7 separate regions of the Homo sapiens genome follow, and regions 2, 3, 4, 5, 6 and 7 are each linked to region 1. Evidence: chromatin loops called from intact Hi-C (ENCODE). Cell type or tissue: endothelial cell of umbilical vein. All regions are shown on one strand.

Evidence for each region. A loop is a pair of places that touch in the nucleus more often than their neighbours do. Peaks named below come from ENCODE experiments on the same cell type or tissue, not always from the same donor. Only the 100,000 strongest peaks of a DNase experiment are listed, where the experiment ranks them.
Region 2: it touches region 1 in a loop (6-fold over the local background); 2 of 110 quality-filtered maps call a loop at or near these places.
Region 3: a loop joins it to region 1, with 11 times the contacts of the local background. A loop is called at or near these places in 6 of 110 quality-filtered maps.
Region 4: a loop joins it to region 1, with 12 times the contacts of the local background. A loop is called at or near these places in 24 of 110 quality-filtered maps.
Region 5: a loop joins it to region 1, with 5 times the contacts of the local background. A loop is called at or near these places in 21 of 110 quality-filtered maps.
Region 6: it touches region 1 in a loop (4-fold over the local background); 3 of 110 quality-filtered maps call a loop at or near these places.
Region 7: it touches region 1 in a loop (10-fold over the local background); 4 of 110 quality-filtered maps call a loop at or near these places.

What each region holds. Positions count from the first base shown.
Region 1 is chr16:77,582,085-77,586,084 of GRCh38, forward strand. No RefSeq gene overlaps it. Among named protein-coding and RNA genes, the nearest start is that of LINC02131, 6.8 kb to the right of the region's middle. In endothelial cell of umbilical vein, a CTCF peak has its summit at 2,347 (motif pointing left); DNase peaks (open chromatin) are centred at 2,337, 3,477 and 3,987; H3K27ac peaks cover 2,201 bases.
Region 2 is chr16:77,498,070-77,502,069 of GRCh38, forward strand. All of the region lies in intron 1 of LOC105376775 (a long non-coding RNA gene), which reads right to left. Among named protein-coding and RNA genes, the nearest start is that of ADAMTS18, 65 kb to the left of the region's middle. RefSeq lists an enhancer at 3,290-3,791. In endothelial cell of umbilical vein, no CTCF peak of the experiment used is centred here; a DNase peak (open chromatin) is centred at 1,552; H3K27ac peaks cover 331 bases.
Region 3 is chr16:77,404,573-77,408,572 of GRCh38, forward strand. The region is part of intron 3 of ADAMTS18 (ADAM metallopeptidase with thrombospondin type 1 motif 18); the gene reads right to left. Among named protein-coding and RNA genes, the nearest start is that of ADAMTS18, 28 kb to the right of the region's middle. In endothelial cell of umbilical vein, CTCF peaks have their summits at 2,295 (motif pointing right) and 2,510; no DNase peak of the experiment used is centred here.
Region 4 is chr16:77,658,426-77,662,425 of GRCh38, forward strand. No RefSeq gene overlaps it. Among named protein-coding and RNA genes, the nearest start is that of NUDT7, 62 kb to the right of the region's middle. In endothelial cell of umbilical vein, a CTCF peak has its summit at 2,181 (motif pointing left); a DNase peak (open chromatin) is centred at 2,136; H3K27ac peaks cover 673 bases.
Region 5 is chr16:77,673,981-77,677,980 of GRCh38, forward strand. No RefSeq gene overlaps it. Among named protein-coding and RNA genes, the nearest start is that of NUDT7, 47 kb to the right of the region's middle. In endothelial cell of umbilical vein, a CTCF peak has its summit at 1,928 (motif pointing right); a DNase peak (open chromatin) is centred at 1,961.
Region 6 is chr16:77,286,479-77,290,478 of GRCh38, forward strand. ADAMTS18 (ADAM metallopeptidase with thrombospondin type 1 motif 18) reads right to left here. Exons shown (of 23, transcript NM_199355.4): 22 at 2,786-2,933. It overlaps LOC124903727 (a long non-coding RNA gene), which reads left to right and starts at 2,798. Exons shown (of 2, transcript XR_007065122.1): 1 at 2,798-2,977. RefSeq lists an enhancer at 2,595-3,794. In endothelial cell of umbilical vein, no CTCF peak of the experiment used is centred here; DNase peaks (open chromatin) are centred at 1,983 and 2,963; H3K27ac peaks cover 2,750 bases.
Region 7 is chr16:77,297,144-77,301,143 of GRCh38, forward strand. ADAMTS18 (ADAM metallopeptidase with thrombospondin type 1 motif 18) reads right to left here. Exons shown (of 23, transcript NM_199355.4): 17 at 3,120-3,261; 18 at 146-272. It overlaps LOC124903727 (a long non-coding RNA gene), which reads left to right. Exons shown (of 2, transcript XR_007065122.1): 2 at 1,747-4,000. Among named protein-coding and RNA genes, the nearest start is that of SYCE1L, 100 kb to the left of the region's middle. In endothelial cell of umbilical vein, no CTCF peak of the experiment used is centred here; DNase peaks (open chromatin) are centred at 1,068 and 1,778; H3K27ac peaks cover 4,000 bases.

The sequences.
Region 1 (4,000 bases):
TGAGAGCAAACGGGTGAAATCATCCTTCCTCAAGTGATGGTGCCAAGGGCATCAACGCCTCTGTGGTATCCCAGGTAATGTGAGTGCTTCCTACAGGGAATGCAGAGCTGATTGGGAAATTGGAAGAGCTGCGTCTGCATGGCATGTAAATACACTAAGGTCTGCTCTTCCCGGGTGTTTTGGGATCCCAACATCACCAGCAGCTGCCTTGGGAAGTTTTCACTCTGGAAATTTATTTAAAATTATTTAAAGCCCATCCCGCCTCCATGATCTTCCTATCATTTTCTGAATGTATGCTTTTCAACACTATGATTGTGGTCTGTCTCCCCAGAAATGTGCTGCCAAACCTCAACCTGGCCAACACTGAAACACCCAAAGGGGTTTCTGAAAGGTAGAGATTGAAGCTTCTAATCCTAGAGGCCACTAGTGACTTGGAAAGTTGACATCCAGCTAGTGTCTCAGATCAAACTCCCCAGCTCATGCACCACCCCACAATGAGGTCTGGATTTGGCTCAAAGTGGGCCAGAGGGTCTTGCTTGCTTCGTATCTATGAACTTTAGTGGGAGTTTGTCATTATTGGCAGCTCACCACCCATTCTCCTTCCTTTTGGGCTTGATTGCTCTTGCATAGGGCAGGCATTGTCTGATGGCAAATCCAGATAACTCCAATCGTAGTTGGGCAGCTGAAGCCAGACAGGGAGAAAGCAGGCTAACTTAAGCAAATTAAGCAGTCCCTCCCGGGATTTTGAATCTTTAGCAAATCACTGCAGGTCAGAAAAGAAATGGGTTAGAATTCATTATATCAGGTATGATTGAGTGACTTGCTAAGTTACTCTAATAGCTGAAGTCTAGCTGCAAAATACTACAAATCACAGGTGTTAGTAAGGATTTAAAACCATCAACATAAAAGTTTCAATGCCAAGAACCTACTACGTGTGGGGGCAGTGTTGATACCCCACCCAGATCCTCCGGAGTATCTTTGTGCTGCATGTGTACAGCCCTGGCTTCTGTGTGTTTTTACTTAAAACAGCCAGCAACAGGAGCTCTTAACAGATTCTGATCTCGGGCAAATGAAGCCAGCCTTGCTCACAAGCATGAGAGGCCACAAGTTCCTTGGAATGTATGTCCCTATGTCCTTCCCCTCCTCCTGGCTCTTAACAAATGACTGCAAGGTGCAGCAGGAGGAAATCCTCATCTCCCCTGCCCCAGATTCTAAGGTGTAGCTTGCCCTCCTAAGTCTTCCTTATGGAATCAGGCTGAAGATCCCCCTGGAGGACTTTGCCCAAACTTGCTATCTCCCTTGGCATCTTCCCCTGTCCTGCCCTGCCTCCCCACTTCTTGCTCTTCCCTGGGAGTCTCTTCTTGTACCTGTATCCTCATTCCAGGGTCTGTTCCTGGGGTCATCTCAGTTTCATTAACTCCAATATTTCATTCACCGCTACAGCAGCATTTTCAAATGTGAAAGCGAGAAAGTGTAGATGGGATGTGTGTGTGTGTGTGTGTGTGTGTGTGTGCCAATATCTATATTGAATATATAGATATAGGCACATATATATACATGTGCCAATATCTCATCCTGTCACCCAGGCTGGACAGGCTGGAGTACAGTGCTGTGAGCCTGACAATATGACCTTGCTATATGCCAATATCTATACTGAATATAGATATATTCTACATATATATGCCAATATAGACTCATTCCTAAAGAGTCAAGGAATAGCTCAAAAAATTAGAGTCTTCCTTCACAAGCATTCCTTAGGGATATGACATCAATGCAAATATCTAAAGGATTTTGTGGCTATTTCTTCTTTTGGACCACTTCTTGGGAATAATGTATTCCACAAGTTTTCTGCAGTGAGACAGTGACCAGTGGAAAGACTGTAGGGGCAGATAACTATGGCTTTGTAATTTGCCTCTGCCATTGACTAGCTCTGTGGTATTAGAATTCCAATATTAAAATGTCTATCCAACTTCCTTTCTGTAACATGGGACAGTCATCACGCCCCTGACAGTTCCTAGTGAGGACCACACATGCAAAGTGCCTATTCAATACCTGGCACACAGTAGGACTCAATGAAATTTATTTTCTGTTCTACATCTTACTCTCTTTTAAAGATACAGACCCAGGATTTACAGTGACTGACGGACACAGGAGGCTGAGAAATAGTCTAATTCAAGAGACTGTTGAAACTCGTTACTTGGTAATCCCCTCGAAGGCAGAAGCTAAATCTTTTAAGTATTCAGTACAGTGCCAAGCGTGCTGGAGTTGCCCAATAAGCATTTAAATAATAATAGTTGCTTAAAGACTAGATTTTGGTCTCAGTTTCCTTGGAGAGGTTGCCACCTTGTGGACAGTGGTTGAAACAGCACACCTCTGACGCCCATGTTATTCCTAGAGTCTATTAAATGATAATAATTTTATTTGCTACCATGTATAGTCCCTGAGAGTCTGCACAAGCAATAATATATTTCCAAGAAGAACAAAGAGCAATTTAGAAGGAAACAATGCAACTTATTTGGTTACTAAAAAAGTCAGTCCTTTTCTTCTTTTTTCCTAAGAGACAGGGTCTCACCCTGTTTCACAGGCTGGAGTGCAGTGGCGCCATCATAGCTCACTGTCACCTACTCAGGCAATCCTCCTGCCTAGGCCACCCAAAGAACTTGGATTACAGGTGCGCCCCACCATGCCTGGCACTAGTGAGTACATTTTCTTTGTCCTAATTCTTAGATTAGAGGCTTCATCTTGTCCATTTTCTGGCCCTGAGAAATAAGGGTAAACATTAGCATTATTTCAAAGCACATTAACCATCTACAAGAATTGTACTCTAAGCTAAGCCAAGCGACAAGACCATACTGAGTTGTTCTCAGTCCACTGGTAGCTGGCGTGGTCAGTAGAAAACCCTATAGAAATGTCTAGTCTCTGCCACTCTGAAACATCAAGCACCCTCCAAGCTTCTGAGATCTAAGACATAAAGTCACCCTTTGGGGAAACACACATGCAACATACAACTGATTTTCCAAATGTTGGATATATTGACAAAACAGAGCAGAAAGGAAATTCTACACGAGAGTGGTGGGAGGGGGTAAACTCCTAGGATCGCATTCAATGATTGATGATAAAATGGAAAGAACACCGCTTTAAAGATCAGATGACTATATGTATGAATCTCTACTGTGTAATCTCGGACACATTTCCAGACTTCCTAAGGCTGAATTTCCTCACCTGTAAAATGGGTTGACAGAGTTTCCTGCATATAACCACCAAACAGCCACTTCTAGTTATGGTTCCCGGGCGTAACCCCCGGACCTGCCCATCATGAGGTGGAGACTTTGAAGCACTCCCAGCATTCGAGAAACCGCCACTGTGCAATGTGCAAGAGCTTGGGCCTCTGTGATTCACGTCATGGTGTCCTGTATTACTCAGCTCATCCTCCCATCTCACCAATCAGCTGTTTTCACAGTGAGTCCATGGAAGTCAGGGGTCAAAGCAGCACTTTAACGAATGCCCACAATTTCCTGAACAGAGTTTTCAAGTAAAGCCAATAACGTAAGAAAAGCGCTACCCACTTCCATCAATTCATTTCTGCCCCTGCTTCCTGAAAGATCCCAATGAGTGATTGTGATCAGCTCCCCGAACCCTTTCAGCTAATTGGCCCCAAAAAAAAAAGAGGTTCGGGAGTGGAATTCGTGTGACGTGGTCCAGTCTTGGCTTTCGCCGTTACTAGCAGTTATTTCCTGCATCGAAAGGGGAAGCTGAAAGGATATTTATGTTGGTGACAAAAGGCCTCAGACTGGTGCTAGGTAAAAGTAAATTGGGGTGGAAGTGAGGATCATCAGGAGAGTTACTGTAAGGGACCTGCACTCATCCCAGAGCAGAACACGTGCCAAGATCCCTTCACTTGTGGATCAGTCTAAGTGTCTTTGTTTCTAGAGAAGGCAAAAGATTCTAGCTGACTCATTTCCCACCTACTGTGCTGTCCTGACTCATTTCCCACCTGGCA
Region 2 (4,000 bases), 84 kb before region 1:
CCCGTTATCTCCTTTCAAACTTTACAGCAGTCCTACAAATAAGGTGGCACTGTCATCATTTTAAAAATGAGAAAGCAGATTTAGAGACATTAAGTAATGTCCCAAAGATCACACAGCTAGAAAGCAGCATTCAAACTCTGACTCAACATCCCAAGATATTTTCTAGACTCTTATCTTTCTTCTGCATGTATCCAACAGGTTCTTTCTGAAAACAGATTCTCTTTCATTCGGTTTACGAGGAAAAATAATCAATTGCCTTAAGAGTTATGAATACATTTTATAAAGGGGTAAAACCAAGGGGCTATCAAAGCACAGAGGAGGAATATTTATCCCCATCTGGAAGATTCTAAAAAGCTTGCCATGGCTGGGGGCGCACACGGCTGGGGGTGCAATGGCTCACGCCTGTAATCCCAGCACTTTGGGAGGCCAAGGTGGTGGATCACTTGTGGTCAGGAGTTCAAGACCAGCCTGACCAACATGGTGAAACGCCATCTCTACTAAAAATACAAAAATTAGCCAGGCGTGGTGGCGTACACCTGTAATTCCAGGTATTTGGGAGACTGGGGCAGGAGAGTCACTTGAAGTTGGGAGGTGGAGGTTGCAGTGAGCCAAGATTACGCACCACTGCACTCCGCCCTGCGTAACAGAGCGAGACCCTGTCTGGAAAGAAAGGGAAGGGAAGGGGAGGGGAGGGGAGGGGAGGAGAGGGGAAGGGAGGGAAGGGTAGGGAGAAAAGAAAGAAAGAAGGAGAGAGAGAGAGAGTCAGAGGCGGGGGAGGAAGGAAGGATGGAAGGACGGACAGGCGGGCAGGCAGGCAGGCTTGCTAGCAGAAAAGATGCAAAGAGAATCATAAAGAACAACATGGACGTAGCCAAGAGTATCCAGAAGACAAGATGTTCCAGACGGTGGTAACACAGGCATGAAATCCTAGCACTGAGAAAGAACACAGTAGGAGTAGTTCAAAGAGGACAAAGCTGTGAGGGTAAGGAGAGGAGGAATGAGAGGTGAGAGGGGAGGTCAGCCAGGACCAGCCAGCCAAGGGGTGCCTGTCGCAGTGCTCAGAGCTCATCCCTTGCTTCAAGGGGCTTAGATGTTCCAACTCTCTCCTATGACCTACTTTGCACATCTACCCCTAGAATTACTCTCCAGTGCTTTGTTGGGATATAAAGGACTCTGTTTCTTTGTGAAGATTGCAGCTGTAGAGTTGACATTTCACACTTTGGCAAGTGGAAATGCTCTCATGGTAGCATTGATCCCTGTGTTTAGCACATCCTTTGGCAAAGGACCTAATGAAGAGAAATTAACAAGTGAGCAGCATTTTATAGAGGACTCAGAACAAGCCACATGCCACCAGATTCTTTCCAGAACCCTGCATGAAAACAGACACCCAGCTCAGCCAACACAGCAGAGGCCAGGGCTCCTGACAGGCTGAGCAGGGACGGAAAATGGGCATGCAGTCTGGGAGGCAGGGGCAACGCTACTAGGATGACTCAAAGCCTGGATTTATGAGGCCAGATCTCTGCTGATCTTGGCACGCCCTCAGAGGCCATCACTTCCCAAGCAGGACGGCTCCTCCACGGTACCTCCCGCACATTACAGTTTCTCATGATGACCAGCAGGCAGGCAGGCTGCCCTTTCCCTCACATTTTAAACATTTCAAATAAGAAATGTTCATTACATTTCAGACTTGAGAAATCAAAATGATCCAGTCTGGCCGTTCTGTTATAAAATGTGTATATAGAACGGCCACTGCGTTGAAGGGAAGACTTGTGGAGTTTTTCCTCCAACCCCTAGTGCTTTGTTCATTGTGGGTATTTGGCAAACAGTGGGAGAAAGGAAGTGAAATTGTATTCCCTACAGTAGCATAAAAAATGTTGTGTCTATCCCTTTTGTTCGCAGCTCCAATCACCACGGATAAAAATATCAGGTGTCCAAAATACCTGTGGATTCATTATTAACCATGTAGAGGGCAAGTTGGGAAAAAGGTTGTCCTAGGGAAGGAGATAATAACACACCTGGAAGTCAAGCCCATACGACAAACATACACACACACAGAGACACACACACAAACACACACTTACAGACTCACACAGAGACACACACAGAAACACACCCATACACACACAGACATGCACACACAGATGCACACAGATACACACACACATAGACACACACACACAAGTTATATATTACTCAAGTATAAGGTTTTTAAGTTACCACAAAGATAACAAATCATTTGTAATATAGTAATGCCCTTGAAACACTCCCTTAACAAAGAAGAGAAGCAGGGGTAGGAATGGTTTTGTCATGCATCCCTGGGGTGGTATCAGGGAGGCGGAGGGCTTGGAACTGACATGTCACTGGCTGTTAGGGACAAAGGTGCTGTGATAACAGGGAGGTCAGAAGGTTCTACTAGAATCCTCTCTTCTCTTTCAAGAAATGAATTTGAGTATTAGGAAAGCTAAATAAACTCAGATCCTTAAAGAAGGGCTAAAGAAGCTGTTAATTTACACAGCATTTCTCTGCCTTCTCCCTAGTTAGGCCAAGCTATGCATATCAATAAATGGTTAACTTCTTTTCCCTTGAGAAATATTTGAGTTGTTCTGTGCCTCCTGATCCATAACCATACTGACAGACGAGAAGTAGCTGTGAAATTGAGTAATTTTATACTGATTTGATTTAATGCAGGAATTAAGAAATACTCGGATATCATATGCTAATAGCCAAGTATTTATATTAAGATGCAACATCAGCCTTCCTCCTCAAGTTCTAAGGCCAAAGTATTTGACCTAGACTTTGCACTTAAATCCACAAAGAAAAACAGGAAATTCAATGGCATTCCCTGTGTTCACCTTTTTTTTAAATTTATTTTATTTTAAGTTCCGGGATACATACGCAGGACGTGCATGTTTGTTGCCTAGGTATACAGATGCCATGGTGGTTTGCTGCACCCATCAATCTGTCATCTAGGTTTCAAGCCCTGCATGCATTAGCTATTTGCCCTGATGCTCTCCCTCCCCACCTCCCTGACAGGCCCCAGTGTGCGTTGTCCCCTCCCCCGTGTCCATGTGTTCTCATTGTTTGACTCCCACTTATGAGTGACAACATGCAGCATTTGGTTTTCAATACCTTTCTAAGCTTAGTCCTATTCTGGGATCCTGACTGATCAAGCTTCAGAGGAAAAGATGGATTGTTTGAGTTTCTACTGTGTGTTCTCAGTCTCTACCAACAACCACACACAATAAAGTGGGTGTAAGCCAGTCTAATTAAAAAAAGTCTAGAAGTTTCTCCAATTAAAAAAAAAAGATAGTCAAGGAGTCATTCCTTTGTTATCATGTAGGACACTCTTTAAGGGGAAGTTATGTTTGGCTGACTCTGGGGGCTCTAACATGTACCCAGCCCTCTCATTTGAAAACACACAGGAAGTTTTAAATTTCAGGGGGTCATAGACCCCTGGGAGACCATCCGTGGACATTCCTCTACAAACAAAGAGCTTCCTAAGCTAATTAACTGTGCATAGAAATCACTCTGAAGTAAGTAAAATTCTTACCTCTAAACAACGTCTACTAAATAGTTTTGTTTCTTATGGAGATGTTCCCATTTTGACAAAGTTACTTAGAAGGCTTGTGCAATTATGTCAACAACATCACCTCTGGGATTTTCATTCCTCATTAATATGTCAAAATGACTATGACTATAGGAGAAGCTTCAGGGGAACTGAAAGGTTACCCTGGGATTTTCCCTGGGTAAACTTGGACAAGACATTTCCCCTTCTCAAGCGGCAGTTTCTTCATCTGTGAAATGAAAGGATTATGCTATATAATCTCTAAAGCTCCTTCTAGCACATGAGATAACTAACACTTACATCTCTGACCCTTCAAGAATTTTGATAGGCCTTCCCTGGAAAGAATTCAACAGCTAAATGTAGATGTTTATGGGAACAGAAGAGCAAGAGTTTCTGCAGACAAAACAAGGATGAACGAAGCCTGCGTTCCGACCA
Region 3 (4,000 bases), 180 kb before region 1:
ACTCTCAAATACATAGTAGATGGAGTAGTTAACAGTGCTGGACTGTTTTGTCTGTTCTGTTTGTGTAATGAAAGGATATAACTTCCCTAAACCCAAACCACGTCATTCTGTCCATCTTGTTTTCTAATGTATTTCTCACAGAGTGCACTCTGTGATCCTTTGCGTCTAAGGTGACTGATTCTATGCTAGGCTCTGAAGCTGCAAAGATGAGAATAATCACTCTCTATCCTCAAGAAGTTCCTTATCTACTAGGAAGATGGCCAAGTAAACTGGTAACTGCAGTGCAGCATGATGACAAAGATAAGCCCCAAGAGCTCAAAGCATGAATCCTTAACACAGTCTGGGAGTATCACAGAAGAATTTTTGCTGAAAAGGATGTTTGAACAGTGTCTTAATTAACAAGGCCAGAGCCCCCAGAGCGGGGGAATGTTTTTAGCACTGCTGTTAATTACCTTAGCCACTGGTGAGGAAAAAATTCAGAGTGATTTTGGGCAGATCAGCTCTGACTAAAGGTGACATTAAAATCCAGACAAAGGGAGCATTTGTCTTGAAGCAGCACTTGGCCACCCCTGGGCTGGGACTGGGAGAGAAAATGTGGACTCCTCAGACACATGTTGACAGCTAAGTGGATCCAAATTCATGTCCAGACAGGGAGCTCATGGTCAACTGCATTCAAAATTTTTCAATCCTGAATGAAAATCAAACTGAAACAGCAGAATCCTTTTCAATACCTCGAGCACCTTTCCATCCCACTTGGGAGAACAGCTTGCAATGTCCAATCCTGCATCCAATTCAGCTCTCATTTTGATCATCAATAGGACAGATTTATTGTAATGCTTTGAATGAGCAGATGGCCTGTAGTCAAGTTTCAACTCAATTTGATGTTGAGGACATAAACCTTAGGAAATGATCCCTTCCTGTGTGTTCTTAATTTCAACTTTTCCTAAGTGAGAAAGCAGTATTAAGCCTACAAAAGTTATTCCTCTGCTTTAATAGATGGGAGATCTTGAGTGATTAACCTCTTGTATTGTCTGCCAGGACTTTCCTAACAAAATACCATACACCATGTGGCTTATACAACAGAAAGTTATTTTCTTACAGTTCTGGAGGCTAAAAAGTCTAATATCGAAGCTCTGGCCACTATGGTTCCTGATGAGGGCTGACTTCCTAGGTTACAGATGGTCACCTTTTCACTGTTTCCTCACATGGTAGAGAAGGAGATCTCTGGTATCTCTCCCTCTTCTTATAAAGACACACTGGTCCTATCAGATTAGAGCCCCTTCTTTATGACCTCATTTAACCTTCACTACACTCTCACAGATCCTACTTCCAAATATATCAGGGTTGGAAGATGAGAAAGTGACGATCTAATAATCTATGTAAGAAAATGAAAGAAATATTAAACCCAAAGCAAGCAGTAGAAAAAAAATCCACATTTTTCAATTCACTTTATGAAGGTAGTCTAACTTTGATACCCAAACCTGACAAGGGTACAACAGTAAAATTACAGACCAAATTTTCTCACAAACATACAGATGTGAAATCTTAAAAATTTACAAATGAAATCTAGCAATGACTAAAAGTGACACTACATCATAACCAAGTAAGTTTTATACCAGAAAGCCAAAGCTGGCTTAACATTTGGAAAACCAATCCATTTACTGAGGAAAAAAAGAGAAAAATCATATGGTCAAAATAGATGCTGAAAATATAATGTATAGGTATAAATTATTAGAGAATTACAAATAAAAGGTGTTATCATCAATCTGATAGAGGGTATCTCAAAAGAAACCCACAGTTAACATCATGTATAATAGTGAAATAAAATCTTGCCCTCCAAGATCACGATTGAAACAAAGATGCTTGCTTTTATCACTTGTAATTATCACCACACTTGAGGTCCTTGACACTACAATAAACAATAAATAAATAAACAAATAAATCCATGAAGATTGGGGGAAGGGGAGGACTGTCATTATTCATAGGAAACATGATTGTATATTAAGAAAACTGAAAAGAATTTATAACATTACCAGGTATATACCCAAAGGAAAATAAATCATTCTACCAAAAAGACACACGCACTCATATGTTCATCACGGCACTATACACAATAGCAAAGACGCAGAATCAACCTAAAAGCCCATCAATAGTGAACTGGACAAATAAAATTTTGTACATACACACACAGCCATAAAAAAGAATATCATTTTTTTTGCAGCAACATGAATGCAACTGGACACCATTATCCTAAGCAAATTAACAAAGAAACAGAAAGCCAAATACTGCATGTTCTCACAAGGGGGAGCTAAACATTGGGTATATATGGATATAAAGTAGGAAAATTAGACACTGGGGATTACTAGAAGGGAGAGGAAGGGAGAAGAGAAAGGGCTGAAAAACTACCTATTGGGTACTCTGCTCACTACCTGGGTGACAGGATTATTCATACCCCAGACCTCAACATCATGCAAAACACTCATGTAACAAACCTGCACATATATACCTCCTGAATCTAAATAAAAATTGAAGAGAAAGGAATTTATAAGTAAACTTCTACAATTGATAAGTGAGAGTGTTCTTAATAAGAGTCTATATACAAAAATCAACTTTATTTATACCTATCTGTAGCAGAAAATTAGAAAATAAATACAATTATTCCATTTTAAATAGCATAAAAATATCAAACAGGCACGAATAACAATCTAAGAATGAGCAAGATCTCTATAATGAAAACTACAAAACACCACTGAAAAGAATTTAAGACTTAACCAAATTAGATGTACCATGTTCATAGACGGAAAAGCAATAACATAAATATTAGCCTGTAAATTCAATGCAGTCCAAATAAATACCCCAGCAGAATTTTGGTAGAAATTGGCAAACTAACGCTAAAATGCAAAGAACACAATATAGTCACGACAATCCAAAAGTACAAAGATGAGGGACTTATACTCCTAAATACGTGTAAGACATGTTACAAAGCTACCATAATTAATAAGGTGTGGTATTAGAATAAAGACTTTTTTAAAAAGTGAAATAAAATACAGAACTCAGAAACAAACCAACACATACACAATCACCTATGACAAGTATCAGCTAGCAATGTAGTGTGCCTGTAGTGTCTTTCTGATAAAATGCTGTATCAGGTGAATTTCCAATTGGGAGAAAATGGTAGCTAGACCTGCATTTCCTATCATCCAAAAACTCAATTCCAAGCAGATTATAAACTAAATGTAAAGGCAAATAAATATAACTTATAGAATTTTACATTGGAAAATATTTTCATGATCTTGGATGTAAGAAAGCATTTTAATACAGGAAGCCAGAGACTGATAAATTGCGAGAAATTAAAATTTAAAAAGTGATTCATTATTAAAAAGCCATTAAAAGGATAAAAAGGCATACCAGGATGTACAAGAAAATACTATTATCCAAAGAGATGCCATACCCAGAAAAATCTAATAGAAAAATGGCAAAAAACTTAGGGAGATATTTGACAAAAGAGGATATCTAAATGTCCAGTAAATGTGAAAAATTTGCTCAACTTCTTTAGTCATCAGAGAGACACAGATTTACTATATGATATACCAAGCATACTCTAGATTAAACTTTAAAAACACAAAAATACCAAGTACTGGCAAAGATGAGGAACATGTGGAACTTGTGTGGAGAGTTTGTGGGAATGTAAATTGGTAGAACCACTTCAGAAAACTGACATTTTCTACCGAAGCTGAATTTGCACATGCTAGATGACCGAGAAATTCCATTTCTAGATAAATATAGCCAACAGAAATGAGTACATTTGAACCATAAGACCTGCAAAAAGAATAGTCACAACAGCATTATTTGTAATATCCCCAAACCAGAAACAACCCAAATGTCTGTCAACAAAAAAATAGATAAATAGTGGTTTATTCATGAGGTGAGATACTTTGAAGAAACGAGAATAAACTACAGCTACATATAACAATATGGATGGATATTATGAACATACTGT
Region 4 (4,000 bases), 76 kb after region 1:
GAGCCACCGCACCCAGCCAGAAGCATTATTAATGTTCAGGCAACAGCAAATGATATTTTAGAGTAATGGCAGCACCATGTAGGATGAAAACCAGGGAACAGACTGCAAAAATTGCAAGGCTTAGTGGCAAACAGAATGTTGAGTGATGGGGGAGATGAAATGAGGAGCAGACTTTGTCCAAATTCTTCCTAAGCAATCTTAGTGAACAGACCTTAGTTTGTTCACCCCAGAGGGTCAACAAAACTAGCTCAAATATCTTTATTTGGAGATGCTAAAACAAAGAGAGAAATACAGACCGCTAGCCAGGTAACAGGATGCTTCTGAATTCTAGTTTATCTGTTATTTTTGACAACGCAGTTTTGGGGTTAGATCTGCAGCTTCCTTCTTCTTGAAGGACTTGAGCAGCTTCTCACCTCTGGGGCAGCAGAGGAAGAGCTTTCTGGCAGGTGATGCTTTCATCTCTTTGAGTTAAAGCTGTGTTCACCCAAGTGTTAGAGGAGTTCCACTGGTGGTACGTTAGGTGTTTTTGGGTGGATCACAGATTGGCTGGCTATGCAGACATTAAGTAACTCTGAATGACACAGAAAGAAAAAGCTGTGTGAAGATGCCTGTCTTCCCTTTGCCTTCCGCCATGATTGTAAGTTTCTGGAGGCCTCCCCAGCCATACAGAACTGTGAGTCAAAACTCTTTCCTTTAAACTTTACCCACTCTTGGGTATTCTTCCTTTCTTTCTTTCTTTCTCTTTCTTTCTTTTTTTTCTTTCTCTTTCTTTCTCTCTCTCTCTCTTTCTCTCTCTCCCTTCCTTCCTTCTTTTCTTTTCTTTCTTTCTTTTTTTTCTGACAGCATCTTGCTCTGTTGCCTAGGCTGGCGTGCAGTTGTGCAATCTCAGCTCACTGCAACCTCTGCCTCCTGGGTTCGAGCGATTCTCCTGCCTGAGCCTCCTGAGCAGCTGAGATTACAGACGCGTGCCACCATGACTGGCTAAGTTTTGTATTTTTAGTAAAGACAGGGTTTCTCGAACTGCTGAACTCAGGTAATCCACCCGCCTGGACCTCCCAAAGTGTTGGGATTACAGGTGTGAGCCACCACGCCCAGCCGGGTATTCTTTATAGCAGTGTGAAAATGGACTAATACACTAAGTTAGTAGGACTCTGTCCCTAGCTCTGTATCTCTCAGCCTTTCAGGCGTCTTGATTATTTTGTTGAAGGGGAAAAAATGAAAAAAAATCATGTGGGAACTAAAACATCTTTTACACCTCTTTCTAGTACTTGCTAATTCCCTTGTTTACTAGGGAGCAGATCTCAGTTTCAAAACCTTGAGGAGGGCACAGTCTCTAGCTAGAGTTTAGTAATATGGTTGTGTCTTTGTTGAATTTATTTTTACACATGCTTTCTATTTATGGCAAACGGAACTTGTTTTCCCAATTATAATAGCTATATGCCTCTTTTGAAAATAACTTATTTTATCCTAAGTAAAATGACTCTGTTTAAAGGAAACTAAAGAAACGTGGCACACAGCCATGGCAGAAATTGAGAAAAGTGTCTACAAATGATGGCTGTCTAGGGCCACTGCTTCCAAAACATTATTCCTTGATGGTTAAACCTCTGGCACTATGGCAAACATCATCTTAGGAGGTTTAGCACTGAGAACATCATTCCAATTATACATTGTAGCTAAAAGCCTACAGTGAGTAAAGGTGCCCTCTCTCTGGATAGCATATGCTTCTTGGCACACTTGTCCTACCCCAGGAAGAATCTCTCAGCACTGCTGGGTGTCTGCCCCTAACCTGTACTGAGAACAACCCTGCTGTGTATGCAGCATTCTTGTGGGAGCCTAGTGCGATCTCCTCAACAATGCCTAAACAATCCAGGAGTTTGTTTCACTCATTGTGAATAAACACGCACAGCCGCGATCTTTGGAGATGTTCAGGCTCTTGCTCCCAGACGCCCACCCTTTGGCTGCCCATGGGATGGAAGCATCAGCTCTTCCCAGACGCCCGCCACTCTTCTGCTGAACATTCATTCACACGTGCCTCAGGAAAATCTTCGGACACGCACATCAAGCCATCTGGCATGGGAGTGTTTAATTTTGAGAGTGATCTTTTGTTTATTGAGAAGCAGACTCTTCAAGGGGAAAAAAAAATCACTTCTGGCTGACGAGAAGAGTTCCAACGCTACTAAACTTCTCCCCCTAGTGGACTTTTCAATGAGGCTTGCAAATCACTCTGAACCAGGAGTCCAAAGACCATTGTCATCGGGGCTTGTAGCTTTTGAATTTTACAAAAATGGCATTAAAAAACAAAAAAAATCATTAACCATGTGCATTCCCCTGCCGTGTGTGTGTGTGTGTGTGTCTGTGTATGTGTGTGTCTGTGTTTACTATATAACACCAACTACATGACATTCAGGAAAAGGCAAAACTATGGAGACAGTAAAAACAACAACAACAAAAATCAGTGATTGCCAGGGGCTGAGGGGGAGGGAGGGATGAATAGAGAATTTTTTTAAAAAGATAATTTTTTTGGCCGGGCGCGGTGGCTCACGCCTGCAATCCCAGCAATTTGGGAGGCCGAGGCAGGCAGATCACAAAGTCAGGAGATGGAGACCATCCTGGCTAACACGGTGAAACCCCGTCGCTACTAAAAATACAAAAAAATTAGCCAGGCGTGGTGGCGGGCGCCTGTAGTCCCAGCTACTCGGGAGGCTGAGGCAGGAGAATGGTGTGAACCTGGGAAGCGGAGCTTGCAATGAGCCTAGATCGCACCACTGCACTCCAGCCTGCATGACAGAGCAAGATTCCGTCTCAAAAAATAAATAAATAAAAAATAATAAAATAAATAAATAATGATTTTTTTTACAGAAGTCTTAGGTTTACAGTACAATGGATAGGGAGGTAGAGACATATCCATATACTTCTGACATACATATGGCCTCTCCCATTATCAATGTCCCACACTAGAATGGTATATTTGTTATAACTGATGAATCTACAATGGCACACCATTATCATCTAAAGTCACAGTTTACATCAGGGTTCACTCTTTATGTCCATTCTATGACTTTGGACAAATACATAATCACACGTGTCTATCACTTGCATCATACAGAGTAATTTCGCTTCCCTGAAAATCTTTTGTGCTCCACCTGTCCATCCTTCCCTCCCACTTAATCCCTGGTGATCCCTGATCTTTTTACTCTCTCCATAGTTTTGGCCTTTCCAGAATGTCATATAGTTGGAATTTTATAGGATCTAACCTTTTCAGATTGGCTTCTTTCACTTACTAATATGCATTTAAGTTTCTGCCATATCTTTTCATGGCTTGATAGCTCATTTGTTTTCAGTGCTAAACAATATTCCATTGTCTGAATGTATACAGTTTATCCACAAACTATTCATATTTACCTTACTATATCCTATTAAAAGATATCTTGGTTGCTTCCAAGTATGGGCGATTGTGAGTAAAGCTGCTATAAGTATATCTGTGTGCAGATTTTTGTATAGACATAGGCTTTCTGAGTGTGGTCTCAGGTCAGTAGCATCAGCATCACCTGGGAGCTTGTTATAAATGCAGAACCTCAGGCCCACCAGATCTGCTGATTTAGAATCTGCATTTCAACAAGGTCTGTGGGTGATTTATGTTAAAGGTTGAGATGTGCTAATGTAGAATACCTAGTTATGGAAAGTAAAAAGTTCTCTTCAAAGTTTCCATTCTTGTTAAAGGATAATAATAATAAATATTAGAAATAATAGTTTCTTTTAAAGACTTTCTTGAAAGCCTTCTTGCTTTTTGCTAATAACTCTTTGTTAAGCCTTATCCTATGCAGCTGTTAGACATAAGGGAATAAGTACATTCTATGTCCTTGTACTTTAACCAAGATACTTGTGGTAGACATGCTCACAGGCACGTAGTACATTCTATGTCCTTGTACTTTAACCAATATATTTGTGCTAGGCATGTTCACAGGCAAGTTCCAGCTCACAGCCTATGCCCCTTCCTTAT
Region 5 (4,000 bases), 92 kb after region 1:
GTGGTGGCTCACGCCTGTAATCCCAGCACTTTGGGAGGCCGAGGCGGGTGGATCATGAGGTCAGGAGATCGAGACCATCCTGGCTAACACAGTGAAACCCCGTCTCTACTAGAAATACAAAAAATTAGCCGGGAGCGGTGGCGGGCTCCTGTAGTCCCAGCTACTTGAGAGGCTGAGGCAGGAGAATGGCGTGAACCCAGGAGGCGGAGCTTGCAGTGAGCCGAGATCGCGCCACTGCACTCCAGCCTGGGCGACAGAGCCAGACGCTGTCTCAAAAAAAAAAAAAAAAGAGTTTGAGGCCGGGCGCGGTGGCTCACACCTGTAATCCCAGCACTTTGGGAGGCCGAGGCAGGCGGATCATGAGGTCAGGAACTCAAGACCGGCCTGACCAACATGGTGAAACCCTGTTACTACTAAAAATACAAATATTAGCCAGGTGTGGTGCCTGTAATCTCAGCTACTCAGGAGGCTAAAGCAGGAGAATCGCTTGAACCCGGGAGGTGGAAGTTGCAGTGAGCTGAGTTTGCACCACTGCACTCCAGCCTGGGCAACAGGGCGAGACTTGGTCTCAAAAAAAAAAAAAAAAAAAAGGTAGTTTGAATTAATGAGATTTAACAAACATTATGCCTAATAGGTAATATAACAAGGGCAATGAAATCACCAATTGTATCTGAAAAAACAACCATAGCTATTTCTTTCTCCTTCCTGTATCTTCCTCCCGCTTCTTTTACTGATAATATTTACGGATCATTTTCCACGTATAAGCCTTGGAGCCAAGTAAATTAAATAAATTAACTCGTTTATTTTTCAGAACAAAACTATGAAATAGATACTACTTGTATCTCCACGCAGAAACATACAGAAACAGAAGCTTAGCGTCAATAAATGGCTTGCCCAAATTCTCATTGCCAGTAAATGCAAAACTCTAACCCTAGTTAATAAAAGCACACATTTTGTATTAGTAAATAATCAAATTAAGCCTTGTTACTCACATGGTTGCCCCTTTAAGGAGTTGGTAGCCTCAATGCTCAGAAAGTTAAGCTCAAATATGTACTTTTAGTTCCATGGATTCCTTGTGTTGTGGTCACAGTCGAAGACTAAACAATTGCAACACGATGACCCACACTGCAGATATTTATCCAAAAACACAAAGGAACTTTTCACCTATCAGCTATCAACACGACTTTAGAGACAGTCAACAGGATTTTCAGTTGGTCAGGCAAGAACTAATCATTGAGGATCTCGTGTGTACATGACACTGTTACTAAATTCTGGGGCTACAGCAGCAAAATAAGGTGAATATGATCCCTGCCCTTATGCAGTCTGTAGCCTTGTAAGAAAGTCTAAGGAATTCAATAAGCAAGATAAACGCTGTGATGGAGAATTACAGGCTTCGTTGTGAAGCTGTCACCCTCTTGACATAATAATGGTTATACTCATAGCTACATTCAGTCCCGGTTTAACTTGATCATCTTTTATAAAACTGACTATGCTTGGCAAATTTTTTTGTCCACAGGGTAGATTCATTGCATGCACTCTTCTGGGACTTGATAAACCAATTTCTAAATGTTCACAGACTTACAAAGTAGAATAGACCAGGACTCCTGCAAAACACCTCTTAGTAATACGGAAAGAGTTTGAGACTTAGTAAAAGAATGACAATTACACGGGTGGCTAAAGGAGTGGCCGCTTCCAATATTCCTCTTGAAAGAAACATTATCACCCCCCACTGCTCGGCCCCCGCTCCTTTAATAAAAGACTACGCTTTCCATCCTGGTACCAGAATTCCAAGAAATCCCTCACACACACCCCAAGGAACCCCAGGATTGCCATTTCTCCTTGCAGGGAGAATCTTTCAGTTTGACATCTGGCTGGCTTTATTGACGGATTTCTCATGCACTTCCCTTTGCTGCAATATGCACACTATCCAGCAGAGGGCAGGATTATACAACACATTCTCCCCGTTAGACCTAAACGAGAGGATGGCACAGACCCACCAGCGTCAGAGGAGGTTAAAAAGCACAGGACACATTTTTGCCTGTGCGCTAAGAGATGACAGCATGAGAAATATTAAATACTTGGAGCTGGGACTCAATATGCCCGAGACCTGGAGTCAGTCTGGTAGTCACTTCAACTGTGGATTGCAATTTTCCCAAATGGATGGTGAAAGTTTTCTATTAGGTTGCAAAAGTAAGTGCAGTTTTCGCCATTAAAAGTAACGGCCCTCAAATCTGATTTCTCCTCTAAATTTCTATAATTCTACATTTTGGCGTATTTGATAAATAACCCTCAAATTTAATAAATGACCCTCAAATCTTATTTAATAAATGACCCTCAAATCTTATTTCTCCTCTAAATTTCTATAGTTCTACATTTTGGCTTATTCTGAAGTAACTCTCCTGAAGTTGTACTCTTTCTAGAATACAAATTGGACCACGTGTCTCCCTGGTTTAAAATCTGGGAGTAGGAATTTAGAATGTGAGATCATTCACACCTAAGGGATCCAAATCTCTCCTTCAAGTCAAGAGCAAAATCTTCCTCCCCAGTTTGGGAGTCAGAGGTTGTGTTGGTTATAGGAGTAATAATAATAATAATAGGACAATATTCGTTGATGTACCAGGCAAGTGCGAAGTGCTTTACGTGAATTAATGCATGAATTCCTCTCACTCACCCAATGAAGTCAATATTCTTACTATCCCTATTTTTAGATGAGGACAAAGAGATCCCTATTGTTAGATGAGGACAAAGACAAGAGATGAAGTGCATTGCCCAAGAGCATGCTGATAGGAAATGGTGCCACTGGGTCTAAACTCCAGAGAATGGGCTCACAGCTGCTCTTATATTGCCTTCAATGACTTTGGAGGTGGGAGAGGAGCTGACCAAAGACAACTACAGGACTTTGAACTAAGACATGTTAATTCATTCACTCATTCACATACTCTCTCAAAGACATACCAAGTGCCTACTATGTCCCAGGTACTTCATTAAGCACTGGAATCCAAAAATTTGTAATGTAGCATCCTGCCTAGTCACATGGGTTTCTGCCATAAAGTTCAGAAGCCTGGGAGTAAGAATAGGGAAGGAAAATTCACTACTGACACAATGTTAAGGTTTTGCTGGGTAGGCACAGTGAAAAGTAGAGTTCAGGGTATGAAAGGTGCTAGGGAGACAGTGGTTCAGGCAACCAACCATGAGGTCCAGCTAAAAACATGAGCACCCTCCTGATCTGCAGCCTGGCCAGTGTGTTATGAATCTGCCCCACTTCCCAGCTTTTTCCCAGCCAATCGTTCTATTTTGCTAACCGGGCTAAATGCCTCAGGCGAAGGACCAGAAATACTGGATTCCATCATAGCACAGATTATGCAACCTAGGGAAACCATTCACCATCTCTGAGCTTGCTTCTCTCATCTATAAAATGAGGCACCATTCAGCTCAATGAGTAGAAAAATATTTATAGAGGAACACAGTGTGACAGGCACGGTGCTTCATGCCAAGAACATAAGAAGATATTTCCTTCCTCAAATAGTTCACATCTGAACACATTCTAGATGTTTCTAAACTATAATTACAAAACAGTGCTTCTATCTCTGATAGAAGATTCTACAGGACACCACAACTACCGTTACTAATAGCCTATGTTTTGTGATACCTAATTTGGGCCAAGCTCTCCATATAAATTATTTTTATAATCCCTCACGATAACCCAGTGGGGCCGGGTGCGGTGGCTCACGCCTGTAATCCCAGCACTTTGGGAGGCTGAGGCGGGCAGATCACCCGAGGTTAGAGTTCAAGACAAGCCTGGCCAACATGGTGAAACCCCGTCACTATAAAAATACAAAAAACGTAGCCAGGCATGGCGGTGGGCGTCTGTAATCCCAGCTACTTGGGAGGCTGAGGCAAGAGAATCCCTTGAACCCGGGAGCCGGAGGTTGCAGTGAGCTGAGACGGTGCCATCGCACTCCAACCTGGACAACAAGAACGAAATTCTGTCTCAAAAACA
Region 6 (4,000 bases), 300 kb before region 1:
GGAATTACCTTCTTTAATACTCAAAACAGTCTTTCGAAGTAAGCATTATTTCCCAGTTTTATGAATGCTCAGAAAGTTCAAAACTTGCTCAAAGCTCCATAGCTAGCTCCATAGCTACTGAGTGTCAAGTCAGTGTGGATTCAACTCTATTTTTATGATTTTAGGGTCCTTGCTCCTTCCACTGTACAATGCTGCCTGCCCCCATCTGAAGATGTGGGATTCCATGAGGAGCAGCTTATTAGTATTGAGTGCCTGCTCATCCTTAACTTAATATGACTAGTCTGCAGCCCAGGTAGCTTCCAGACACGTAAACACCCAGTTTCAATGCAGTGTGACACAAGTCTCTGGGTGGTATGACTGCTTTAGGGCCTTCTCTCTTTTCTGAAGAGAATTTTATGTATAATATGTACAGTGCAACCATAAGGATGGCTTCCCCAAGGTGGAGATCCAACCAAGATACCCAGATAAGGCATCACACACTGATGATGATATACAATGACTGCCCCTAGACTGGCACTCAGTATGGGCAGGGATCTGGGGGACAACAAAGCTGTTTGGTGACACTGGATGACAGGAGGATGCAGCCATGGGCAGAATGGTCTTCTCTAGGGTCTAGTTTAAGTGACTACAATGGGTAGAAACTTCTACCCAAGTGGAAGCTCCATAAGGGGAGGAAACTCTCACAGTGCCTAGCAGAGTACCGTACCTGGTCCACAGTGGGGGGCTCAGAGAAGAGGCAAAGAACGGAATCTTCTTCCGTCACCATGCGCCTCCTTACTGCTCACTAATGTTTTCTGAAAACTCACAGCCAGAAAATACACTCAAACGACATTCATAGTAGTCACCCTGCCAAGCATGTAATCATCCCTATACTTGGGATGGGAATGGGAGAAAATCCTCAACTTAGTAAACTGTAGGCCACATTTTTGGGTCAGAACAAACACGTGGGCTCGTATCCTTTATTCTTCCAAAAGCCACCTGACTCAGCCATGAGGCACAGAGAGAAACTCCTCTTTTTGAGACAGGGTCTCAAAAAAAGCCCAGGCTGGAGTGCAGTGGTGCAATCTCGGGTCACTGCAACCTTCACCTCCTGGGTTCAAGAGATCCTCCCACCTCCCCAGTAGCTAGGCCTACGGGCACCTGCCACCACACCCAGCTAGTTTTTATATTCTTAGTAGAGACGGGGTTTCACCATATTAGCCAGGCTGGTCTCAAACTCCGGACCTCAGGTGATCCACCCGCCTCAGCCTCCCAAAGTGTTGGGATTACAGGTGTGAGCCACAGCACTCAGCCAAGCTCCTCTTTTAATAAGCCATTTCTCATATGCACCCTATGACTCCCCTCATTCCAGCACCACAGGTAGAACTGACCATCACTGTAACACTGTGAATATTCCACCACTTATTTGTTGTTGTAGCTTTCTTTTAAGAACAGGACCTTTTAAGAATAGGACCCAGCTGTATTCTTTCATCCCTAGAAGAGTGCTGGAGGTATATAAGGTGCTTGGTGACTTGGCTTTGAACAAGATCGAGGACCTCACAGCACTTTTCACATGATCTTTCATGTAGCCCTACACTCATGCATTTATTCATTTAAGACTTATTGAGTACCTGTTGCGTGCCCATTGTGGTATTAGGTGCTGGGTGAGCCAAAAATAACAAGACAAATGGCCTCCTTGGACCATACGTGCATGTTGACTTTCCCCATCCTTCCAGGAGATACTGTTGGGCAATTTCATAATTGGTCATTGTCGTTGGGGGTGCTGGTGGCCTTCTAGGCTGAATCTTTCTTTGGTAATTAAGGGTGGAAATGAGAAATCACTGATAGTCTGGAAGAACATGACCGCTTGCTCATTTCTTCCCTATGTAGTATCCCAGCATGGACTAGGATGATCTGGCTCTGAGTAACTGCTACAGAGCTATTTTTTTTTTGGTCTTGTGCAAGATTCTTTAGCACGAGGCAAGCAGATTAGGCTGAAAGATATTTCCTGGCATTTGTCAGATTACTTCAAATAGTGAAGAATGGTACAGTTTACTCAGACTTTCCATTTTCCTATCAGTACTCACTGCACTTCCCTTGAACTAACTTTAAGAAAACATTTAGGTATAGTCCTAGGGCAATACATATTCACTGATGACTATTACTTTTGATTTCTGAATTTTTTATATCTTCAACAAACATGAACATCTTTATATATGGATTATAGTTGTCTCCTCCATTAAAATATGAGCTCCTTGAGGGCTATTGTTGTTCACCTTTATGTTCCCATTTTCAAATTAATAATGGTTAAAAAGCATTATTGTAGCAATTAAATATTCCCTTCAGACCCATGCAAACAAGATCACTAGGATAGGCTGGGCATGTGGCTTGTGACAGTAAACCCAGAACTTGAGGCCAGGAGTTCGAGATCAGCCTGGCCAACATGGTGAAACCCTGTCTCTACTAAAAATTCAAAAATTAGCCAGGCGTGGTGGTGCACACCTATAATCCCAGCTACTCAGGAGGCTGAGGCAGGAGAATGGCATGAACCCGGGAGGCAGAGGTTACAGTGAGCTGTGTACTCCCACCTGCATGACAGACTGAGACTGTCTGAAAAAGATTATTTGGACAGCAACTTCCCCAGAGTGGTGCCTTATACAACTCCAGGGAGCACTGTCACATAGACTTCGGGTGAATGGCTTACCCTAGAGTTGTACAATGTCACAGGCTGCACTACTAACAAAGTAGCCTTTGAAAAAATTATCTAAAGACTAGTAAAGTTGACTGGAGCATGGTGCCTTTTTACCTCTCTTTTCAGGAGCTGGACAGAAGTTTGTATTACAGGCTCGTAGCACCGGAGGTTTCTGATGGAGCAGACAACTTGAGGAAGGCCGGCCTTGCTGAACACAGTGGACTGACCGGGTCTGGACCCCTCCCCCACAGGTGACTGTGCACTGCAGCAGAGAGAAGAGGAAGGAGTCAGAAACACTCTACTGAGGTCAGTGACATCAAACAGAAGGAATTCCCATGCTTCATGACATTAACAAGATGCCTGCTGATGAAACAGATTGGCTGGAGCCAGGCACATGTGCTTACAGTCCACAGCATCTATCCTAACAAGTGTGATCCCTTTGATCTGATTAGAAGGGTTTTAGGCAAATGCTATCTATCTAGCCCAAGAGTGTGTGTCTCCCAGTTAAGTGACTCACTCATAAAGAAGAGAAGCTCCAGAAATACAGAAGCTGCTCTAAGAATGCAGAAACAAATACAGACACACCTAGGGAGTTAATCACAGGATTTAAAGAATTCCAGACAATCTGTGCAGCTGCAGTAGTGGAGGACATAGTTCAAAACTGGGACAGAAAAAGAAATGGTCAGAGACAGCTCTGGAATTAGGTCCTCGGTGCCCAGCCACATTCTGAGTTGGCATGACAGAGTTGGTGCTTCTTAGGAGTCGCTGATTTCAGTGTGCAATTAAAAATTTTCAAAAGTAGACAACTCAACTGTCTTTCTTCCAGACAGCCATATGAAAAATTTATAAAGATACTTCATAACAAAAGGAAAACCAGGGAAAAATGTAGCCCTTTAAATGGATTTTTCTTATTTTAAAAAGTTACTACATTAATTTTTCTTAAATGTACATATGCATTATAATTGACTGTAGTTTCTGTCTCAATTAAAATTTAAGGGCAAGTCTTGTTATCAAATTATCTAAACTAGGAGTTTGTAAACTTTTCCTTTAAAGGGGAAGATAGATAGTAAATATTTCAGGCTGTATAGGCATACGGCCTCTGTTGCAAGTACTCCTCACTGCCGTTGTAGCACTAAAGCAGCTGTGGTCAATATATTAAGCAAATGAACATGGCTACATTCCAGTTAAACTTTATAAAAACAGGCAGGTATTGGGGGAGCAGATTTGGCTGGGTGGCAACTGTTTGCTGACCCCTTAATCTAAATAAACTTATTAGAGTCAATTTTAAAAAGAAATCCCCAGCAATATGTGTAACACCTAGCACAATGC
Region 7 (4,000 bases), 280 kb before region 1:
ATCTTCTATTACTTTTTAAAGTATTGCGTCTACCTTTGAATCACTTTCCATTAGCAGTATTCACAGTGAGCTTTCATCATCTCATAACAACAATGAAGGCATACAAGTACAAAACTAAACAAAAAGACACTTCCAAATGACTTACTAAGCCGGGCAGGAGAAAGCGTTGCAGATTTTGGGCTCAGTTACTGGCTTGGTTTTTGCACTGCAGAATGAGGAATTGACTTGAGTATTTTGATCTCGCAAGCAAATGGCCTTTACATTTATGTAACCTGGTAAGACATCAGAAGTGACAAAGTGAAAATTACAGATTATTATTTCAATTTGGTTCTAAGTTTAGCTTCTGATTTACCAGCATTGTGATATTTTATTTCAGATATGGAATCCAAATATTTTGTGGAACGCTTCCTTTTGATGAAATTTGCAACTAATTTGAATTCCATTCCCCTCCCTAAAATAATATATTTTATATTTTAATAATTGTAACATGTAGATTATTGGTTTTCAAGACTGATGTGGATACTAGAACCATAAATTGATAAATACAACCTTTTGAAAACAGAATGACTATAAAGGGTAACATCCCAGGCAAACTTTATTATCAGATTAATGTTCTTCAAAGAAAAACCATTCGTGAGTTATATATGGAAACCCTAAGATTTTGCCTTAACATGAAATATCTCATACTTCTTAAGAGCATGGGGCACATAAAAGCAAAGAGTAGAACTCACTAAATATGTATTAAAACCTATCAGCCAGGGCTCTGCTTTTGCTTTTTTTTTTTTTTTTTTTTTTTTTTGAGATGGAGTCTCATTCTGTCGCCCAGGCTGGAGTGCAGTGGCGTGATCTTGGCTCACTGCAACCTCTGCCTCCCGGGTTCAAGCGATTCTCCTGCCTCAGCCTCCCAGATACCTGGGATTACAGGTGTGTGACACCATACCCAGCTAATTTTTGTATTTTTAGTAGAGACGGCCATGTTAGTCAGGCTGGTCTTGAACTCCTGACCTCAGTGATTCACCGGCCTCAGCCCCCAAAGTGCTGGTATTATAGTCATGAGCCACTGCACCCGGCCTCTGCTTTTGCTTCCTTAGTGGCATCCCACTGCCTTGCTTTCAACATTAATTTCAGGACTTCTTATCAGGGGCATATATTTTTTTAAAAATGTGTGAATAATTGTATTTTTTAGTTCCCCAAATAGAGATGCTGCCTCCCCTTTGAATTGTGTTTTTTATTTACATTGGAACTTTGTCTTCAAATATAATCTGAGAAAGAATAAGTCACTCCTGCTATAATGATTAGCAGTTAGTCCAGCTCCTGGGGCTGAAGCAGGTTTGCTTTCAGGAGGCACTTACGAAAACCACATCAAGGCCGGGCACGATGGCTCACACTGATAATCCCAGCACTTTGGGAGGTCAAGGAAGGCGGACTGCTTGAGGCCAGGAGTTTGACACCAGCCTGGGCAACATGGCAAAACCCCATCTCTATAAAAAAGAAAAAAACGGGCCAGGCATAGTGGCAGGCACCTGCAGTCCAAGCTACTTAGGACGGTGAGGTAGGAGGATGGCTTGAGCCCCAGAGGTCGAGGCAGCAGTGAGCCGTAATTGTGCTACTGCATTCCAGCCTGGGTGACAGAGTGAGATCCTATCTCAAGAAAAAATAACAAAAACAAAAAATCAACATTCCTTGAAGTTAACCGTTGACTTTAATAGGACTTATTCATCTGAATTCTTTTTCTCTTGGACACAGGACACACCAGGGTCTGTGAGTCATGCGAAGGGGTTGCTAAGGCAGGGCAAGGCGAGAATTTCACAACTGGCTTCCTCTGCATCCTCCTCTTGGCTGGATTTAGATTCTGTAAGTGGAAAGCAAATCAAACTTCTCTCCTTCCCAAGGCACTGTGCTCTCCCTGGAATACCAGAAAGCTATTGGAAATGTTCTCAAGAAACACTGGATATGAGAAAGACCTCATAATCTGTGACTAAATGAAACAGTGTGAAGAGATGTCTATAACATGATTTCAGTACAGAGGGATACAAAATGATACTCACGGTATGTGAGTCTGTCAAACACATGTTTGCTTACATGTGCCTAGGGAAACAAATGATATAGATCAAAATATTAACATTGGCTATTGCCTGTTTACAAATTATGGGGATTACCTTTCTTCTTAATAGCCCATTGCTTTTAAAATGGGTATTACTAGAAAATGTATTACCTTTTAATTATTTTATATATGTATCCTAAAAAAGTATTTTTTCATACTTTGTTAATTAGCATGGACCTACAGATAGGCCTTTCAGACATAAGAATTTCTTCATTTTCTGTATCTTTGCTCTGTCTCTGATTCTAAGCCTTATTATGCTTAGTGGGATGGAACCAGTAGGAAGTCTCACTGTCACCAGGTGCTCTGAATAATAGGAAATGAGAGACCAACATTCATGCTGTGGTTTCAGGAACTTATTTTGGGCACTTGTTCTTCCTCCCAAATGAGCAAGTGTGACAATGGTTTAACCCCCAAATATGTGACATTGTTCACATCTAAATAAAACGCCTTCCTTCTACTCACCCAGTAGATGGTTGCTGTTGTTCCTTCCTTGCAAGGGTTGTCTCAGATTTAATCCATTCCTCTAGTGAGAGAACCTTTGCTGACCTTACCCCTGAGGGGATATCCATGTTTCAGATAGACATCTTAAGTTTGCCATGTATGCGTCCTCACTTGCCTTGACCCTAGCTTTTATAACTTCCAAATGGAAGGTTAATAATGACAGAAAAGCCAAGACTGGCGGAAACTAAAAGCTGAAAATTAAACATATATATATAATATAAATATGCTTCTATTTGTAAATAATTCAATATATTTTATATGTTTTTCCCATAAGTTTTAGATGTGTAACTTTTGAGCCTTGGTTGTGGTTGATTTGAGCTTTGTGAGAGTTGATTCCTTACCACATAGGAAAACCCTTAACTAATGCCATAATATTTGCTTTTATGGTGATGGTTCTCATAAAAGACAGTTCTTGGGTGGCTTATTTAAACCATATTATGTTAAAGACGCCTGGAGTGAAAGAACCTGTTTTAAGAGAGACAGACTTTGGAGACAGAATGAGAAAATCATCTACCTCCACCACAGGAGACGGAGCACTCTGACTGCACGATACTCCAGGTATAGGCAGGTCTTTTTGTGGCTGGTGGAGTTCCATTCATGACCTTGGGAAGTGCATACTTCCAAGCTATCCCTGGATTTTTGCCTTGCATCAGAATCTGGACAGTGTAAGATAAAAATCAGAGATCAAGATACAGGTCAGACCCTGGAATTCCAGAAATCTTACTGAACATTTTAAAGATATTTACATGACATTTTGACCTTAACATTGGTATACTTCATTGTTCCCAAGTATGTTTTATGTTGACTTAAAGCTTTCCCAGGACACTTTAAAATGTGTCCCTTCATGTTATCAAAACTGTGATTTAGGTAGATGCTAAAGAGCAAAACACGATTGACATTTGCCATAAGCCCATAACGTATACACAAACACATACATACACACACACACTCACACACATATATGTATCATAAAGAAGAAAGAAAGGTTATACTGTTGGGTCTAAACCCTAACTTAAAAACCTAGCATGGTGAACACACATAGTCGTACCCTACAGAAAATAGTTAAAACTGAATCTACATATATATATTTTTATGATCTATCCTAGGTCACAATTTACAAGCTCTCTCCTGGGTGCTAGTGGAAGTTGAAACAAGGGAAACACTCCAAAACCCACAGAATACCCCCACTTAGAGTTGCTATCATCAACTTCAGAATCCAAATGTGTTTCCAATATACTTTCCATAGAAAATTTTCCCAAAGAGAATTTGTTAACTGTGTGCTAGGATGAGCAGATAAGAAGAAAAGAAACATGTTCAGAATCAGCAATTGGAATACATGCATTAGAATAGACTTAACCTCCAAAAAGGCAACAACTTAGGATAAATCTGATCCCA